2 separate regions of the Homo sapiens genome follow, and region 2 is linked to region 1. Evidence: chromatin loops called from intact Hi-C (ENCODE). Cell type or tissue: endothelial cell of umbilical vein. All regions are shown on one strand. Each heading gives the region's core, and the rest is flanking DNA. Links, peaks and the distances in the headings are about the cores only.

Region 1 (5,654 bases), core at 1,610-4,109:
GAAGACCTGTTATTCCAAATGGATCTTTGATTGGTGGGATGTGTGAAGGAGTCATTTTTGAGACGTAGGGAATCATACTTTTTTCTTATCTGTTTATGCTGGCCAGAGGCCCTACTTTCAATTTATTTTCTGCACAAAAATCCCCTTCTGAACTAAAGCCAATGCATGCTATTTGGTTTACTTATACCTTAGTGCTGTGATTCTCTAGCTTAGGTCACCAGGTCATAATAAAGGACCACAACAGGAACCTGGCTTGGTTTTACATTTCTTATAGTCTGTAGTTGAGTTCCTTCTCTAAAGCCATGTTCACACATCTGAAATTTTCCTAGATAGACTTTTATGGCTTCTGGTAAAGATAAAAGTTATATTGATTTTCTGTTGCATTGTTAACTTATCAAATAGCAAAATATTTAATTTGGAAGATAAAAAATAGTTTTAAATTTTTTCTTAAAAATGGTGGTAGAATAGTGACCACACTGCATACCCTCTTATGAGAGTGAATTAACATGGAGACCACAAACAGAGGAGTTAATTACATCTTTGTGGTATTACATCCTAACATCAACTCTGCATATGGATAAACCTGCCCTTAGAAAATCCCTAACATCCCCCATTAAAAAAAAAAAAATGAGCAATTAAGAGCCACAAACACTGTTTCTCACTAATCCTGTTACAGTGAGGTCTGCCTCCCATATCAGTTCAGATTGCTGTTTCTTCAGTTGCCCACCAGATAAAACCATGATTTGCATTCAGGGACTACATTGTAAGAAAAGTACGTTTCTTTTAATAGTAGACACACTTGGCCCTGGAATTCCTTTCAGTTAAATACCTACATAGATAGAGGTCACTGTATATTTGCCCCCCTTTGTTTAAAGAGCTAAAATTCTGTCCTCACAGTGTCTATAAGCTCGAGAATCACAGCACTAAGGTATAAATAAACTGAAGAGACTGTCCCTCATGCATGCTGTGACAGAAATCAGCTTTCAGACTAGGTGTGCTGAGTCCCAAACCTGTGCTACATCCCTGCTACAAAAACTGAAAAGCAAGCCTAAAATTCACTATAGGTTCCTAGAAAATCAAACCTTAGATATAAGACCAAGTTATACTATCTTATTCTCTCAGCAAATCCTTAATATGTTTCTTCTCTGTGCCAGGTGTTAGTTAAGCTCAGGTGATACAAAGTTGAATGAGATAGCACCCCTGCCTTCTTTGTCCCAGCTCATAGTTTAATGACATAATCAGGTGGTCACAATACAGTGTAATACAGTGCTGTGACAGAGAGAGAAGCTACAGACTGAGGGCACACAGGGCCAGGGCTCCTAACCCACCTAAGGCAAAGGGTAAGGCAGGGGACATCAGGGAAAACTATTAAAGAAGGAGGCATCCTGAGAGCTGGGATTGTATTTTTTATTTATGGTTTTATTTTTTACCTTTGTATTTTGATGTAATTTCAGGCTAACAAAAGTTGCAAGAACACTACAAAGAATTCTCATATGCCCTTTAACCAGATGTACTAAATGCTATTATATCAAATATGCTTACATACAGATATGCACATACACGCACAAACACACACACACAAATATACATTTCTTTTTTCAAAAAAAATTTGGGGCTGGGCGCGGTGGCTCATGCCTGTAATCCCAGCACTTTGGGAGGCTGAGGTGGGTGGATCACTTGAAGTCCTGACTAGGAGTTCCAGCCAGCCTAGTCAAATGGTGAAACCCCGTTTCTATCAAAAATACAAAAATTAGCTGGGAATGGCGGTGCACGCCTGTAATCCCAGCTACTTGGGTGGCTGAGACAGGAGAATCCCTTGAACCCAGGGTGTGGAGGCTACAGTGAGCCAAGATCGTACCACTGCACTCCAGCCTGGGCAACAGAGACTCTGTCTAAAAAAAAAAAAAAAAAAAAAAAAAAAAAAAATTGAGAGTAACTTACAGAAATTATGATGCCCCATTTACTCTTGAAGATTCTGGTGTATATTTCCTAAAAGCAAGGACATTCTCTTCTGTAGCCTACAAGTAACAAAATCAGGTAATCAATACTGATACAATACTACGATCTTATCTACAGACCTTATTCAAATTTCACCAATTGTCCCAATGTGTACTCTACAGCAGAAGAAATCCCCAGCTCATATGCTGCATTCAGCTTTCATGTGTCTTTAGTATCCTACAATCTGGAACAGTTTCAGATTCTTTCTTTGTCTTTCATGACCTTGTAATTTTTAAAGTGCAGAGTCTAGTTATTTAGTAGAATGTCCCTGAATTTACGCTGGGCACAGTGGCTCACGCCTGTAATCCCAGCACTTTGGGAGGCCGAGACGAGCGGACGACCTAAGGTCGGGAGTTCGAGACCAGCCTGACCAACATGGAGAAACCCCGTCTCTACTAAAAATACAAAATAAGCCGGGCGTGGTGGCACACACCTGTAATCCCAGCTACTCGGGAGGCTGAGGCAGGAGAATCACTTGAACCCAGGAGGTGGAGGTTGTGGTGAGCCGAGATTGTGCCATTGCACTCCAGCCTGGGCAACAAGAGCAAAACTCTGTCTCTCAAAAAAAAAAAAAAAAAAAAAATGTCCCTGAATTTAGTAGAATGTCTCTGGTTTGGAACTACTCTAAACTGTTTCTCGCGGTTAGATTTGGCATAAGCATTTTTGGCAGAAATATCACGAAGGTATGTTGCGCTTTTTGAGATGAGTTTCAAAGAGTGAAGAGGAATCAGCCCACATAACCTATTGCCATATTAATTTATTTTTGCATTCAGACTTGGGAGGATGGAAGACAGAAGGCAAAGGGATAGCCTATAATACTATTAAATAATATTTATCAAGTAGTTACCAAGCACTGTTTGGAATGTGTTACATAAGTTAACTTCATCATCTTCGCAACACCCTTATGACATCCTCACCATGACTATGCTTTTCCCATTTTTCCAATGAGAAATAATCAGGCACAAAAAGATGATGAAGCTAGCGCATGGTGCAGCCAGTATTCAATTCCGGGCAGATTGACTCTTGCCCATTCTGTCAGAAGGGACTTAGTGAAAGCAAAACGCTTACCAAAAAAAAGGCTTGTGTCTTCAGAACGAGTTGGCTTGGAGGTGTGTAACTGGTCCAAGCAACTGGGTGTGGCTCTCCCGCCCTCTGCTGGCTGAATCCCTTATTGCATCCTTTTAACTGCTTTTTGCTCAATTGGATGGTGACTGCAGGGTAAAACCTCCATGTGAGCAACAATCACTGAAATTTCTGCAAAACTCCTGAGTTATGCCTGACCTATGAGAATGCATAAGAATTGGGCATTCCTTCCATTTTTCTTTTTTGTGTGCCTCAGTCCCCTACCACATTCTAAAGATTGGTCAGCAGAATAAATCCTAAGCCCTCTCTTCACCAACTTCTTTTATAAAACTTCCCAGGAGAATTTTTTTTTAACTATGACAAATTTGGAATCCACTGAAGCAGTGAGAAAGCTAACGTTGAATTAATCAGAATACAATCCCCAGACAAGACAATCATTACAGATGAGAAAACCTGTAGGAAGGATGTTTGTCCTTGAAAAATATTTGAAAAAGATCCAGTGTGAAGCAGTCATCTCACAGTAGGCTCCAAAGTGTCATATAAGACAAAATCACTAGGCAAATAAGATGAAGGAGAGGAAAAACTCCTTTGAATGAGTCATAAGTAGCCTCTATTTTCAATCAAAAATCCTTTCTCTTTCCAGGTAAAACCCTGTCCCTCTGAAATTCACAAACCCCTGGGGCTTCCACAAAATTCAATTGTTTTCTCTAGTAAGAGGAAGAAATGGACGTAAAATAAAACCAGAAGACAATGAATGGGCCTTAAAAGGATGGCACACTGATTCATTCCATACATGCCAGAAATGGACCTGGCAAAAGAAAAAGAGTGTGTTTAAATTCCCAAATGATAACCTGGGAGCAATTCTGTTCATTGTGCCTGATTGCAAATACAAATATACTAGTGGCCATTATTAAGCCACATCTAATGTCCCAGGGGAAAGAACTCTTTACTGAAATTTTGAGAACACTCACACTGAACACAAGAATCCCATCTAAGTATTTACTTGATAACTTCTAGATGCCTGTCTGTTTATCTGTCAGGTTGGGAGAGACACAAATACATTTGCATATGGCTACTACCAGGCTGAAGGCTGAAACCTTTGCCCCCAGATCAAATCAAATCAGTAGATAAATGTCCCATGGTAGGTGATTGAGCTAAGCAACGACTTCTTATTTATTTTAATGAAGTATCAAGATTTCCATGAAAAATTATCAGAACTTTATATGTATAATCCATCTGGAAACTAATCCCCTAAGCTATATTGTGGCATTATTGTCACAATAACACTGCATAACAACCAACCACGAAACATCAGCAGCATTCGACATTAAGCATTTATTGCTTACATGTCTGGAGTTGTCAACTACATGGCTCCGCTGATACTACTCTGGGGCTGATGAGACTGTGTCTTTCATCATGCAGAAGCTAGGCCAGTAACGTTCTCATAGCAGTGTTCTCAGCCAGACGACAGAAACATGCAATGCCTTCTTAGACCTAGGCTCAGAAATGTCATGCTGTCATTTCTGCTGCATTCTGTTGGGCAAAGCAATTCACAAGTAAGCCCAAATTCAAGGGAAAGAGACTCTATCTTTTCATTGAGAGAAAATGCAGCCACAGAGCAAAACATGTGCATACAGTGATGGGTAAAGAACTGAGGCCACAACTGTAATTTACTACAGGCCCAGAAAATCATTGAAATCCAATGGGTAACTCTCCACTTTCTCACATTTCACATATACCCTTCTCAATGGATGATCTACTAACAGTGGTCTCTAGGTTGTCCTGGAAATATTTAAGAAAGAAGAAATTCTTAAACCTTAAGGACTTTTGTTTCTGTGAGACCTGGAGCCCCCCAGCTAACTGAAGATGTTATACCAGAGCCTTTGGATAAGACATAAATTTCCATCTAGTGCTATCAGTTTCTCATTGCTCTCTTGTACAAAATTCATTCAAGAGCAGTCTAGAGTTTAAGAAAAAGCAGGAAATTTTCCCTAATATTTTCTCCTACTATATCACAATTTTTGGTCAAGAAATATATACAGTTCTCATCTATATTTTTAAGAACTTTTCTAGTAATGTGTGCTGAAATAAGATTAAAACTTAGGGTACTCTAGGTTAATTTCTTGATCAATAAAATAAGATTAAATATTAGGCCACTATAGGTTAATTTTTTGTTCAATTGCAATAGGCATCTTTCTAGGTGAAAATTAAAACACACATACTATGTGGACATTTTTTTAATTGTAAGAAGGAACTAACAAACACTTTTTTTTTGGCTTGGAAATGCCCATGCTGAAACCTTGGCCTATATCATGACTATATAGTTCTCCAATGACAAGGTTCTAACCACCTGTCATTATTTCCTTCCTTCTCAGATTTTTAAATAATTTTTTCATTCCATAACTGTTCAGTTACTTTTCTAGAAATAATACACAAATTGAAAATATTATAAGGCCCCTCTTCCCTCAGTTTGTAAATAAATAAATGTAACTTCATGGAAGAACCTAATATTTTCAATAATTATATTTTCTTTACTATATTCCAAGAGATTTTGCAAACAGCAAGGGCAAAAA
Region 2 (5,654 bases), core at 1,335-3,834, 110 kb after region 1:
ATTCAGCCACCATGCCTGCCACTTTACAAACTACATGGATCTAGGCTTGTTATTTAAACTCTCTAAGCCTCAGTTTTTCATTCATAAAATGGTACGTACCTCATAGAGCTGTTCAGAAAATTAAACAAAGAATGCAAGTAAAGCACTTCACTAAATGTCTGGCTCATAGAAAGCAATCGATAGATGTTAACTATTACTATGGCTTTAGTGTTCAAGTGCATGCATAAGGTGCTCTTTTAAGGAGTCAAGAGACTTCCAGGAATCATCAAATAAAAACACAATTTCATGTCTGATACAAGGCTGTGTTGCTTTTGTTTTTGTTTTTGTTTGTTTAAACACTAAAACAGGGAGCCTTTCAACAATGTGGATATTATCCATGAAATAAATAATCAATGATCTTACTGCTGGAGTTGCAGATTTTTCTGGTAGATTAAGAATACAAATTAAATAGGGAAGTAGCTATGCCTTTCAAGCTGTTGTTTTAAAAAAAACAGTACTTCTTAATGGTATATAAGAATAATGGTGAATCAGAAATATTTTGTAAGAATTTTGTAAAAATCTGTAAGACAGTCCTAACACTGTCTTTAGTACTCTCTACTAAAAGCCAATAAATGATACTTAGAAAATAAGGTATTGAAATAACATCCCTATGGTTATGTCCTCCTTGTCTATATGGCAAATATTTTTAAGAATATTTTTACCCAAATTTACTATCCTTTCATCTATGAATGTTACTGTTAGTGGTTCCCAAACTTTAAATCACCCTAAAGATGATGACGATTTTAATCAAGTGAGGTACATTATTGATAAAAGGATTTCAAAAAGGTAGAATTACTGTGATACTAAAGAGTTTTAGGTTTCAGGGTCCCTCATTTGCATGGGGTCCTTCCAAGACCCTGGGATGTTGAGTGGGAGATGCATTTGGTTTGAGTTTAATGTGCATTATTTATGTGGCTCACAGTCACTTCCCTGTATAGTTAAGTTATTGCTGGCTTTCCTAGTATAGAAATGGATTCCAAAAATACTCCTAATGCCCACTGTGGTGAGTTATCCAGCATTTTTTTTGCAAAGGTGAGAGACAGAGTCCTATCATGATATGAATATGCCTATGGTAGTCAAAACTGGAATTATGTGAGAAGAAATTAGATTGTGAATGTATGGAACCATAAGTTGATATGTGGAAAATAATTATACAGATGTGTTGGCAGTTATTTAATAAAAATATAATTTCTCTGAATCTTTCACTGTTTGAGGGTTTTGTCCCAGCTTTTTAAACTATTCAATCGGTTACTTTTTTCTAATTTTAAATAAATGTGGACTTTTATGCTTAACTTTGCATTTGTAATTTTGTATCCTTTTACATAAAAGAGCTCAAACCACATAGGCTTTAGTCCCACAAAACCTGGATCTACCTTGACCATAATATGTAATAGAAGACTGATTATCCTATTTCCCCACTTTTCCCAAATAGAATTATCTTAAGGTCAAATAAAATCTTTCTCACTGCAAAAAAAAAAAAGGCTTCTATGAAAAAATAAAAGTATAAGAGAATCAGAACCCAGCCAAATTAGGAATAGGAAATCTTTAAAAATCCTCATTTGGGCACAGTGGCTCAAGGTCTGGCAGAAGGATCACTTGAACCTGGAGGTCAAGGCTACAGTGAGCTGTGATTGCTTCACTGCAGTCCAGCCTGGATGACAGAGTGAAACCCTGTCTCAAAAAAAAAATTAATTTAAATTTATAAAGTTAAAAAAATAAAAAACTCAATTACTGTTCTTCACATGTCAACATAATGATCCATAAATACATTAATTTCAGCATCCATTCACATAGTCAAGGTATGCAATAATTTTATCTGAGCTAACACCTTTTAAGTATGAAAGATATTAATCTAATTTTAAAATTAGTCTTTTTGGAATATGCCTAGTACCTGAGAGAAAAGGTTGGCACAATTTAACCTTGATAAAGGCACAAAACTATACACACCCATGTATAAATACAAATGCAAAAATCTTCAATTTTTCAATTTTAGGAAGACCAAAGTAAGAACGGCTACAATCCAGAATTTTCCAAAAGCGTTAAATTCATTCCAGGGAAGGATTGCCTGAGTCTATGGCAGTCTTCATTTACTGGTCACCCTAAAATTTCATCTAAAAAGTTTTGGTCAATATTTGAATTGATCTAAAATTTCCACCCTGCCCAGGGAATCCCAGAAGCTGGTATTCATCACCAAACACTTGTATAATATCCATTGAGCATTTTGTTCCAGGCATCATAAGCTACCTAAAAGCCCATCTTGATTTTACAGTAATTGACATAGCAAGTGAAATGATACTGGGCTATTAAGTGCCATATGAAATGTGTGAAAACGTCACTGAATCAATAGATGATATATTCATTTAAACTAACTCCTGGGGCAGGGTGGGGGGAAGGCATTGAATTCAGCATGATGAAAAGATTGTAATTTATTAACTGTAATCAGTAAATGCCCATAAGTTTGGCATTTACTCATACTCTGGCACAATAATAAAGAAAACCATAAAACCAGATTCCCCAAAGGCTAAGTACTTCAATATTTGGCAACTGGGGGCAATAGTCTTACATTTTGCCATGAAACCATTTTCTCCAAGAAATCTGCCGAAAGAGGATATTGGAATTACATAGTATTCTAGCTCCACCAAGTGACAGCTTTATATTGTTACTGCATTGCTGCTACTCATCGGCCAACCTCTGAGGGGTACACTAACAAAATTATACATTCTACTTACAACATGCTCATTCAGCCAGCCAGACTTGAGGGGATTTTTTTCCTATTCAATCATGATGCAAAAAAAATTGCATTTGTACTTCTAAAATTCTAGTCTCAGTTTGGCCTTCCTAATATGTATGTTTGAAATCGAAAATCTTATATAATTATTTGCAATTTATTATGTCACATTCCATTCCAAGTTTATGACTACTTTTGTTGAAAAAGTATGGGATACAATTTTACTATTCTACACAGACATTTGCGTTTTAGAAATTAAAGTTTATGTAATTCAAAGTAGTTATCTTTCTTTAAAAATCTACAAAGAAAACAAGTAAGAATCATGGACATTTTTAAAGAACAGTAATTTTCTGGCTCAGAATTCTTGTTTATAAGCTACAGAATAATAGGAGAGCTTTTTTGTCAAATAAAAGGCTACATTTCTTTTAAAAGTAGCATATGTTCATTATTTGAAATAAATAATTAACTTATGACACAGGAATATATTTTTAAAAGAGAACAAAAAATTTAAAATTATTCATAATTTCTTCACCCAAAAGTATCCAATATTATATTCTAGTGGATAATATCAGGTTATTTGCTAAACATATATTTACATATGTATCGGGAGGTACAAAAATAGCATGCTATAATACAAGCTATTTTGTAGTATGCTTCTTTTTTTTTCTTTTTTTGCATTTTCTTTTCTACATGCACAGCTGTGAGCTTTTTTCTTCATGAAGGTTATAATGTATAATATGGTATTACACAGCTGCATAGTATATCAATGTATGAACATATTCTTACTGTATATCCAATGTCCAATTGTTAAACTTTTTTGTTGCTGCCAGTTTTCCTCTATAACAGGCAACTCTGAATATACAATTTTGCATGATATAGTTTTATTAATATCAGATTAAAGTACCTTTAAAGCAAAAAGCATTATTAACAAAAAAGAATTACTACTTCATGTTTAAAAGGGTCATTTCACCAAAATAACAGAAAAATTTTAACTTGTCTACATCTAAAGCATAACTTTAAAAGCAAAAATTGACAGAACCAAATGATGTTGACATTATATAAGGAATTCATACAGAGAGTTTTACGTATATAGGAAATTATATAAGGATTTTTACACTTTTGATTATTGCTAGGTAAGAGTATATTCTTACCCTCAAAATGGTAAGAATGTAGAAAATTTATATATATACTCAATGTTCATTTATTATTTCATAATTTAAATTTTAAAAAGTAAAAGGATATCCTTTTACCAAACTACAAAAATAAATGGATTGAGAATGAACCTTCTCAGCTGACTAGAAAATTGCACACATTCTACCTCCTAAATCATGTGAAGAAATGAAGAGTTCTCAAGAAACTTAAAGCTAGGAGACTGAAATTGATAAGCACTAGTGAATAGCAGCAGGGACCATATTTTCTGAACCATCCATTATGGGTGCCCCAGATGAGTCCCCACTAAGTAATGGTGTGTATTCCAAATGTTTTAAGTCAATTTTTTGGAACTCAGGATACATTATTCTCATAGAAATAATGTTGCAGACAATGTATTAATAGAATAGCCCACACAAGTCCACTTAACTCATACTATAGATGAATTATATTGTTAACTAACAGGCCCACAGAACCCAACCATCATCAACAGTATTGTTTCTCAGGGAAAATTAATACCAACTTCACCCCAAACAGCATAGTGCTTGTTTCCCCTAATGTAGCTCTAGGAATGAGAAGGTAAACTTTCCCCCACATGCTAACCAAAGCCACAGGGCTGGAATTCCAGTGACTCTAGAGGTTCTTGGAAGGAAATTTAGGAAATAAAAAAGCATCCCACAGTTCTAGCCCTCCCTCACCCACTACCCCAACCAAATCTGCCCAGCTAGACAGTCTCAGACACAACCAATGATAGTGAAGAAGAGTCCTGAGCACACCCAGAAGCTGCAATATCAGAACTTTTCATCCATTCCCAGTATGCTTTGTGAAGAGAGCCTATGGCAACCAGGCCTAGAAATGACTGCTCTGGTCAAGGTTCTTGTCTAAGGTAAGTATTTGAGTTCAGTATTCAATCAAGGGCCGTCTGAACTGTAGCAAATAAATATTACCAATAGGAGATTGGGGGATAGTAAGACATTCCCTTACCTGAAGCAGCAGAGACCAAGAACACATTATTGGGCCAGGGAGGCCCATCGGCCTGTCATTCACAGCACAGGATTGTGGGTAAATGGACTTTCTCTAGATACTCTATAACACCCTTGGGAGACAAGTGGGTGACAGGTACAATCCCTCCATTTTTCACCAAGCGTAAATGAAGCCCAGAAAGTGTAGGTGGCAGAGTTCCAGAAAGCTTTTCAAAAAGTAAGAAGCTAACCTTCCAAAGCCGGCCACTTTTCTTTCTAGGTGAAAAGTCTTGCATCAAGTACAAGTATTTCATGTTAAGACTTGCTAAAAAGTCTTTAGGGATTTGTTGATAAAGCATTGCTCAGGTCTCAGGGGGAATAAAATAGCAAATTATAACAGGGACATTTTGCAAATGTTTCAACTCTCAGCATAGCTAATTATGCTTCCTAGGGCTTTTCCTAGAATTTTCTTGACTATTTGAATTAGTGATAAATTACTTGAATATTTCTTCTGATTACACATGAAATCAAACTTTCTTACTTCTAGAGTTTTTCTCCCTCTACTTCTTTCCTAATTATCTGGACTAATCAGAAAGAACACTGATATCTACTCTGATTTCTAAGAAATATGTGATATATAATTTTTATCCACACGTCAGACTTACCAAATTCATCTTCCAACTCTAGGAAAGATAGTTTTGTGATCTACTTTATGTTCAAATTATCTTTATAAATTATATTTTATTATGTAAGTCCATCTTTTCATCCCAAGTAGG

The links. A loop is a pair of places that touch in the nucleus more often than their neighbours do. Peaks named below come from ENCODE experiments on the same cell type or tissue, not always from the same donor. Only the 100,000 strongest peaks of a DNase experiment are listed, where the experiment ranks them.
Region 2: it touches region 1 in a loop (10-fold over the local background); 10 of 110 quality-filtered maps call a loop at or near these places.

Annotation. Positions count from the first base shown.
Region 1 is chr3:20,338,002-20,343,655 of GRCh38, reverse strand. It overlaps LOC101927829 (a long non-coding RNA gene), which reads right to left and starts at 1,188. Exons shown (of 5, transcript NR_110814.1): 1 at 1-1,188. In endothelial cell of umbilical vein, for the core only: a CTCF peak has its summit at 3,155 (motif pointing left); a DNase peak (open chromatin) is centred at 3,145.
Region 2 is chr3:20,222,980-20,228,633 of GRCh38, reverse strand. No RefSeq gene overlaps it. Among named protein-coding and RNA genes, the nearest start is that of SGO1, 40 kb to the right of the region's middle. In endothelial cell of umbilical vein, for the core only: a CTCF peak has its summit at 2,709; a DNase peak (open chromatin) is centred at 2,663.